Linked DNA regions of Mus musculus: all the other regions are linked to region 3. The links are chromatin contacts, found by Hi-C or POLR2A ChIA-PET in ENCODE. All regions are on one chromosome and are shown on one strand. The core of a region is the stretch at or near the end of the contact, and the rest is flanking DNA. Distances in the headings are between cores, read along the strand shown.

Region 1 (2,855 bases), core at 272-2,771, 60 kb after region 3:
AGGACATCCTCTTTGAATGCCCCCTGGCCTGCCTGCATGACTCTGTCTGTCTGTCTGTCTCTCTGTCTCACACACACACACACACACACACACACACTCCTGGCTGGCCATTCCTTGGGCTCTGGCTTTCCTCAGTAGCAGCTTTCTCTTTGAGCTGTGGCTCACTCACTCTGTAATGGACCTCGAAGGTTCTGGTTTCCCGGGGCCTGGATGGCCAGTGAGCTCCTCTTCTTCTCATGCAATCATCCCGAAAGGGCTCCAGGTCCTCTCTGCCCCACCCCCAGCCTCCTGACTTATAGGAACCGAATATTAAGGCTCTCCACGGCAGGCCCCTTAAGACTCTCTTCACCTGAGTCCATAGCCGGGCTTCAGGGTGAATTAGAAACACTACTGTTAGGGGTTAGGTATGTAGACCACTGTATGTTGCTATTGGAGGAACCTCAAAGTGACCTCCAATCCAGAAAAGAAGACCAGTAGCCAGGGTGGGGTTCAAATCAGAGACTTCTGTCATAAACTAGCTAAGGTATGTCGTCGCACAGGTGAGCAGCCTTGAGCAGATAATAATATGACCGTAGTTAGGAATTGAGAGTGTGAGCCTTGTGTGGTGACCCTCAGCATAATAAAACACAACTTCTGTGGTACCAACTACACATGGCTGGCTACCTTCTTGCTCATGACAGAGGCTGGATCCTATCTAGTCCAGGAGCCAAGCTCACACTACGTCCTAGTCCCCAGCTGAACCCAGCATGGTCCCCACAGCCGTTCCTGTCCCGGCCCAGCCCAGGCCTGACTCACTCACCTTTCACACAGAGCCCTTTAGCGAAGAAGTTGCACACAGCTGAACTGGACTCTGGAGGAGAAAGAAACCGGAGGAGAAGGTGGCGTTCCCAGAGCTGGAGCCTTGCGGCAAGTCCCACCTAAGCCTCCGGGCTTGGAGCTGCGTGGGCCCCGACTACTCTCTCTGGCTGGGCTTTGGAGTTTTGTTGTTTACCTGTTCCTTTGCCCGTCTGTTTATGCAACTGTCTCGCCCTGTAGTTCAGGTTGGACAGAACCGCCACAATCCTCCCGCCTGCCTCTCAGCCCCTTGGCGGCCCCAGTCCACCATCAAAACCAGTTCTCATTTGTCTCCGTCTGTGGAGGCTGAGTCAACGGGGTACCCTCTTCCGAAACCCTTCCCCCACCGCCCAGAACCAGTCTCTAAATTCCACTTAAACTCAGCCCACCTCTGAGGCAGGAGGTGGAAGGTTTCGGGGGCACCCAGGGAGCTCTGGCAGCTCGGAAGTCTGCCTTTCTATCCCGGGCAGTGAATACCCAGAAGCTGTGTGGGAGAGACGCACAGCACCTCCAGGACCTGAGCAGGGGACACAGGCATCGCCACTCACTGTCCATGCCCTGGAAAGGCAGTAGCCCAGTGCCCTTCTGCGATTCCACATCCAGCTCAAAGGCGAACGTGAACCCTTGCAGCCCGGCAATGACCTCCTCCATCTTCCGTCTCCCGCCGGAAAAGCAGAAAGAGCCAAGATGCCAGAACCCCCGCAGGTGGCTCCTATATAGCCCATCCGCACCTAATCCTAATTAACGGGGCCAGGCCCTATCTGATGCTGGCCCCTCTTTCTCACCCTCTCAGGTCACCTCTTCCTTCAAGGGGCCAGGTGACTGCACGTGACTTTCTGGCTGAGTGTACCCCCAGAGGCTCCTCGGCTGCCTCAGCCCTCCCACCCACCCATGCAGGTGCAGGCCTTCCAGGGCCCCACACCCCCACACTGTTCACACAACCCCCATCCTCAGCTGGGGAAGGGATTGGCAAAGACTCACACCTGCTTATCTCTGCCGATCACAGAACAGAGCCGTTGCCAAACCAGTGTCCCATTGTATGTGTGGGGATATAACTACCCATTGATGCGAACCTACTGCATACAGCGATGCCCAGGTGTTGGGTGGAGTGGGATGGGGGTAGTCAGAGGGTGTGTGGGACAGAGGAAAGGTTCCTCCACTAGGTCCCAGCCACTCTCCCTCCCACCAGGCCCTCTGAGCCTCTTTTCTAGACGGAATGACAAACCCCAAGCGTGCTCTTCCTGGAAGGGGGGTGGGGGGGGACAAAAGGAATGCAGGCCAGAAGCATCGGAAACAGTTCCATGAAGGGCCCTTTGTTTACCCCGCAGGCAATCACAATGGTAAGCTCCGAAGGAGGTGGAACCGACCCAAGGCTGGGGGTGACCTCCCAGCGAGGAATCCACTGGGCCACCCCAGAGCCTCCCTTACCCGGAGAAAATGCTTTGTAAATGAAATATCCATGCAAATGTTGTTTTATTATTATTAGGCCAACCCTGCCCTGAAGGGCTGAGGACCTCAGAATCGGCTTTCTTAGGAGCATTTTTAAAGCTCTAATTAAACCAGGCTATTTCCTTCCCCCTCCTGGGTCCTGAAGTGGCCTGGCCTCTCCAGGAGCCACTGTTACCAGGACATGTGGGCTTTTTAGGCCCTAGGAACTAGAACTAGAGACATCTCCTCCCCGGGACCCAGCGGGGAGAGGTAAGCTTGGCGCTGCAGGCCTGTGGCTGAGCCGACAGGATCCAGCCTGCCAGCTTTGTTTCCTGCGGCTGTTATGCCTAGATCTGTTGTTCTTTTGAACTCCAGATCTGAAAAGACAGCAGCTGGAGAGATAGATCCGCGCTGGGAATGGCCTTGGAGCTGGGTGGGGCTGGAGTAAGAGTAGCCTGGGATCACCCTGTACCCGGGACTGTAGGCAGAATGGCTGTCTAGGGCTGGAGATCAAGGGTCCCTGGGGAAGAGGCTCTTGCATCTCTTGACCCTATCCTTAGGTATTGATTAGGTCCTTGGTCTGTCACCTTGGG
Region 2 (2,728 bases), core at 66-2,565, 35 kb after region 3:
TTACTTCTTCCCAGACGGAAAATAAGGAGAAAAGAAACTTCATCTGGATCGGGCCTAAAGCCCCGAGGGGCCGCCCGCCTAGTGAGGGTTGAGAGTAACTCGTGGTGTTAGCCACCTCCCTGCTCCCAGCCAACTGGCCCCTCATCCAAACTGTTTAGAATCCTGCCTGCTAATGCTACAACCGAGAGTGGGTCACCACCCACCCGGGTCCATCAGATGAGGGAGGGCACAGCGCTGCGGTCTGCCCTAAGCCCTCCCAGCTGCAGGGGTTAAGCCCAACCCCCGCCTTTCTCCTGACCTTGGGGCGCCAGCAGCTCCCCGCCCCCGAAGCATCCCGTCCCCTCTCCGAGGCGCCTCGCTCGAAGGGAGCCATCTCTTCCAGATCGGCCATCCCTCCCATCCCCCTACCACCACCGCCCGCCTCAATTTAGGAAGGACCACACCGTCCGTCTCGTCGGGCCGAACAAACCTCATTCCGAAGCGGAAAGGGCAGAAGACGAAGAAAACAAGGAAAAGACGGAGAAGGGGCAGCCCTGGATTCCAGAGCGTCGCCTCCCTGGCTGCCCACGGGGTCCAAGTGTCAGAGGCGGCGCCACCTTCTCCCCTCCGCCTCCTCCGACCGCAGAGCAGCGCAGCCCAGAGCCTCGCACCACCACCCCGCCGGCTCCGTCCGCCCCTCGGCTCCAGAGCGCACATCCTCGGCCGAGGGGCCGCGGAGAAAGCGGGTTCCCCCCTTCCCTCACCTGGGGCGGAGGCGCTCGCTCATGGCAGCTGGTGAAGGCGAGCGACGCGGCGCCGCCCCGCGCCGACAGCGAACAGTCGGAGCTGTGTCCCGGCGCCCGCCACGCCCACCCGCACGGGTCTGAGCTCTGACCGCCGCCGCGCGGGTGGTTGCTGCGGGCGCTGAGTCCCCCTCGGGCCGACCCGGACCACAGCCACTTCCGGTGTCGCCTCCGCGCCTCCCCATGTCGCAGGCGCCGTGGTACTGTCCTCCTGCGGCTGCGCGGAGGCGGGACGCCGGCCGCGCTTTCCCATCACCGCGCACGCAGGAAGAGGCGGGTCCCAGAGGGAAGACTGACCGGGAACTTCCAGGACCCCCGTTTAGGTGTCCGGGGCAGCCGCCTGTTCAAAAACAAAACAGGACACGACGTAAAAGTCAAGCCAGATTTTAGATAAATTACATTATTTGACGATCATTGATACTTGTCTCTGCGTTAAGCCTCTCTAAGGTGAAAATTTTAAAAAGAACCAGACGAGCTCCATCAGGCACAGACGCGGACGGCCACAGGCTCAGGGGTCCTCTGGTTGGGAAGGTGTTGGTGGGCTCCGGGTTCTAAGAGTGTGCGGCGTGGAACTTCGCGTCTCCGAACGGTGCGGAGCCCGTTCCATGGAGTAGCTAAGGGCTGGGCTATTTTTCCGCGACCTTTGTTGCAGGTCAAGAGAGGAGTGCGGAACAGGCGAACGGGATAACGGAGTTCCGTACCGGGAAGGGCCACGCCCACCTGCTGGAAGAGGCCGGACCGAGAGGTGTGGGGGAGACCGGCAGGCGTGGGAACGCGGCGGTGTGGACGGAGCTGCCTCGCGGCTGGCGAGGTGAGCTTGATCAGTGGCGAATCGCGAGGTCCCTGCCCGCCGTGAGTTGCGCACACCTGTCATCCCCATTCTTGGGAGGAGAAGCTGCAAGACCAGGAGGTCAGAATCATCCTCGACTGTGTAACAAGTTCGAAGCCAGCCTGGGCTACTTGAGACCTTGTCTCCCATGTGATCTCACCACCACCACCAGAATACGTGTACTCTAAGACTTGGGGAAGTCTTAACTTTGGTTGTCAGACGCATTCCCTTTTCTCTGTCAGGAGCATAATCCAGTTCTTTGTCTAGGACTCAGTACTATCAGCTCCCCACCTTACACAAACTGATATTCAGAGTTTCTGCCAAACGTGAACAGTGATCCATAAGCATGGGGGTCTTTAGGAGAGTCGACAAGAGGTCAGGCAGGAAAACGAAACCCCTGTTAAAGTGTAGGGTGTAGAGTCTGGCGTAGTAATGCACGCCTTTTAATCCCACTACTCAGGAGGCAGAGCAAGCTGATCTATGTGAGTTCAAGGCCATCCTGGTCTACCTAGTGAGAGTTCCAGGGAAGACAAGGCTACCAGGTAAGACCCCATCATCTCAAAAAAGTCTACCGTTAAAACTGGAAAGTCCAACCGGGCGGCGGTGGCGCGCGCCTTTAATCCCAACACTTGGGAGGCAGAGGCAGGCGGATTTCTGAGGTCAAGGCCAGCCTGGTCTACGGAGTGAGTTCCAGGACAGCCAGGGCTACACAGAGAAACCCTGTCTCCAAAACAAAACAAACAAAAAAACTGGAAAGCCCATGTATTGTCTTTGTCGTGTGCCCTTCAGTGCGGCAGTGCATTCTCACTAACAGAAGACTTATGGTGCACTCGGTGGGAAACAGTTTGGGTGTGCCTTTTATGAACGATAAAGTAATGGTTGCTTTAAACAAATGGATTTTTATCTTGTAAAGTGGTTTCAGACTCAGGGTTTGGGGGGTTTGTTTGTTTTTTATTTTTTTTAATCTATTTACTGGCCAGGAGGTATTTTCAGTCACGGTATTAAATAGTTATAGTAAACATGTTTATTCGTTCAACAAATGTCACATACCAGCGTCAGTGGTAGAGGTGTGTCTGCGTGGGCATTGATGGAGAGACAATCTCCCTGTGTAGTCCAG
Region 3 (2,943 bases), core at 145-2,644:
CCTGCACCAGGGCATCGCTGCCTTCAAAGGCCCAAGAAGGTCTTGTGGACCAGTCCCAGGCCCCAGGCTGGCACAGTAGGTGCAAGAAGTCCTGGGGAAAGTTTCTGCCTGACAGAGAAGCGCTTCCAAACACGGAAGACAGATTCTGCAGGCTCAGAAGCAAAACAGCACCAAAGCAGCCGGTAGCGCGGGACTATAGAAAGGACTGCACGTCACCGCTGCGCCACCAGGGGGCGCGCTGTGCTGGGGGAACTCTGACGCGTAGGCGGTATCTCAAGCCAAGTGGCTTGAGTTCTGAGTTAACCCCCTTCCCCGAGGTAAGTAAAATTCCCTGGGCTTCAGTTGTGCATAGAGCAGGGACTCTTCTTGCTGGAATGTCGTAAGTAAACCCCCTTATTTAGATATCAATCTATTGCTGTGACATTTGCCTCGAAGTAGTGGCAGTGGTGAACGGGAGAGAAAACCCAGAGGCTGTCTGTGGTACAGGGCTGCTGAACACACAATACTGTTTTCTCTGTGTTAACATAGGAAAGAATTCTTCAGCAAACTTTTCCAAAACGAAGGGCCCTGAACGGACTTATGAACAGCAAGCCAGAACGTCCAGGTTTTCTTACTGGGTCAATCTCAGGATGTCCAATCCTCTGGCATCATGGACTCCCCATCGTTCTCCACCACAGGAGGCCTGTAACAGGGAAACCCATTTTGTGGCCACTAAACAATATTTAAATAAAATAGAAGACCCAGGTAACAAGGTGGACCACAGCCGTCACTCAGATCTCCAGCTGCCAAGTCCTAAGGGAAGAGTCCCAAGGCCCAGTCCTGGTTGCTGTGATGGTCTATCGAAGGCAAAAGCGTGCATGCATGTAAGACCGACAGCAACACGACCATACGTGCATCTTTACCATAATGAACCCCACGGTGAAGCTCTTCCCTCCCCAGGAAAGGGTTTGGGTGCGACGCAAGGGGCTCCGGGCCACTAAGACTTTGACCACCAAGTACAACCTTAACTATTTCGCTTCTCTAAGGAAACGAGCGCTCAGGGTAGGCGAGATGGCACAGCAGGCAAAGGCGATTGCCGCCAAAGCCGATAAAATTCCATCTAAAATTCTATACTGAGATCCTCATGGCAGGAGTGAGCCTCCTGCAACTTATGACCTCCGCGCGCATCTGTTTCTGTCGCACGTACTCCACCTACATAGGGTGAGAATGGGGAGGAAGAGGGAAGGAAGGAAGAGTGAAGGAGAGAGAAGGGAGATTGTAACAGTAAAAAATAAGCTCTGGAGAGCAGCACTGCCACCGAGGCTCAGTCCCTGGGACCACCGAGGCTCCCGACCTGGCGGAAGCACTTCCGCCCCCATCCATGATGGCGGGAGGGCGGGGCGGGGCTGGCAGGCGGAAGCGGCCGGCGGATCCCTGGCTTAGCACCATGGCGGCCGCGACCGCCTCCTCCGCGCTCAAGCGGCTGGATCTGCGCGATCCCAACGCGCTCTTCGAGACTCATGGAGCGGAGGAGATCCGCGGGCTGGAGCGCCAGGTCCGAGCCGAGATCGAACACAAGAAGGAGGAGCTGCGGCAGATGGTGGGCGAGCGGTACCGCGACCTGATCGAGGCGGCGGACACCATCGGCCAGATGCGCCGCTGCGCCGAGGGCCTGGTGGACGCCGTGCAGGCCACCGATCAATACTGCGCCCGCCTCCGCCAGGCCGGCTCCGTGGCGCCCCGGGTCCCACGGGCCCCGCAGGTCAGTCCGGGATCCGAACCCGCCACGTCCCTCCGCCCCCGCCGCCCGGCGGACCCCACCCCTCACCTTCCGCCGGAGGAGCCCGCCCCTCGCCGCCGCGGGCTACCGGGAGGCGTCTGCGGGCCTTCCTCGGGACGCTGGTCCGCTGCCGAAAAGCCAGCCGGCCTTTTGCTCCGGGAGCCTTCCCGGACTTCCGGACGATTCCCTCGCCTCCCGTGGGTTCGCTGCGCTCTCCTTCCCTTTTAACTGAAAACGCCAGGGGTCTCTCGACTGTCAGATCTCTCCCGTTAGCTCACACCTTCCTGTCAAAGTCATTCATTCATTCCCCATCCCACCCTGAGCCCGACCGAGCCTGGAGAATTGGGGGAGGGTAGCCTCAGCCGTCAGACCCTCCCCCTTTTAATAGGTGAGCAGTTTCATTTCAGGCTGGTTTAAAAAACTCAGGGTATCCTGATGTCCTCCCATGAAACGTTTAAGACCCGATGCGGATCGAATTCTGACATTGGGTGTTGGCTTAGGAATGAGCAGAGGGCGCCGAGGGTAAATAGTTTTTAACCTAGGAGAACTTACTGTAACAGAAGAAGAAATTACAAAAGCACACTAGCCCACATGTGGAGCCAGCTTTCTTGCGCTACTTAGGTGTCAGAAAATCCAAGCCAAAAAAACTAGGGCAGTATAATGAACGTGGGCAAAGAAGGTTGGAACTTTGTCAGCCTGTCACTCCCTAAGCTACACATTAAGTACAGCCCCCTTCCCAAATGGACAGACTTAGCTGGCTAGCTTCAACTATGTAAGCCCAGTCTTAGAAATGGATTGATTTTCATGGTTATGGCTGGTGCATTTCTGGGGGAATGCCCTCTCCGTTCAAATCATAAACAGGAGCCTCCCAAGATGTTCTTGAAGTTTACATTCTAATTAAAGAAAGAAATTCTTGGGAAATTGAATTTTTAAAATATGAATAATTTAGAATGGCAGTAGAAAATAGTTTAGCATAAAGGTGATTAATCGCCACATGTCCATTTAATGTAATAGTTCGGAAGGAAGGAGTGAGTTAGGTGTGGCTCCTCCCCAGTAAGGACAACTGAGATTTGGAACATTGACGTCTCTGGCCAGCTATGCTGCTGTAACAAAAGATTTAACACTGGATAGTTCATAAAGAGTAGACATTCATTTTCCCTCAGGAATAGGCCTGGGAAGTCCGA

What was found. A loop is a pair of places that touch in the nucleus more often than their neighbours do. ChIA-PET counts read pairs that join two places held with the same protein, here RNA polymerase II (POLR2A).
Region 1: POLR2A ChIA-PET joins it to region 3 with 10 read pairs in embryonic stem cell. The contact joins the promoter of Cpsf4l here to the promoter of Cog1 in region 3. A Hi-C loop is called at or near these places in 1 of 37 maps with a recorded cell type or tissue (gastrocnemius). POLR2A ChIA-PET finds 5 or more read pairs at or near these places in 2 of 5 experiments (both embryonic stem cell).
Region 2: a map of heart shows a loop between it and region 3 (6-fold over the local background). The contact joins the promoter of D11Wsu47e here to the promoter of Cog1 in region 3. A Hi-C loop is called at or near these places in 15 of 37 maps with a recorded cell type or tissue (adrenal gland, gastrocnemius, heart and 2 more). POLR2A ChIA-PET finds 5 or more read pairs at or near these places in 3 of 5 experiments (Patski and embryonic stem cell).

What each region holds. Positions count from the first base shown.
Region 1 is chr11:113,708,005-113,710,859 of GRCm38, forward strand. It overlaps Cpsf4l (cleavage and polyadenylation specific factor 4-like), which reads right to left and starts at 1,522. Exons shown (of 8, transcript NM_026682.2): 1 at 1,383-1,522; 2 at 800-850. The coding sequence starts at 1,485.
Region 2 is chr11:113,683,119-113,685,846 of GRCm38, forward strand. It overlaps D11Wsu47e (DNA segment, Chr 11, Wayne State University 47, expressed), which reads left to right and starts at 1,316. Exons shown (of 5, transcript NM_001361593.1): 1 at 1,316-1,593. It overlaps Fam104a (family with sequence similarity 104, member A), which reads right to left and starts at 1,033. Exons shown (of 3, transcript NM_138598.5): 1 at 744-1,033. The coding sequence starts at 967.
Region 3 is chr11:113,648,135-113,651,077 of GRCm38, forward strand. Cog1 (component of oligomeric golgi complex 1) reads left to right here and starts at 1,395. Exons shown (of 14, transcript NM_013581.3): 1 at 1,395-1,741. The coding sequence starts at 1,427. It also overlaps a transcript of Slc39a11 not described here.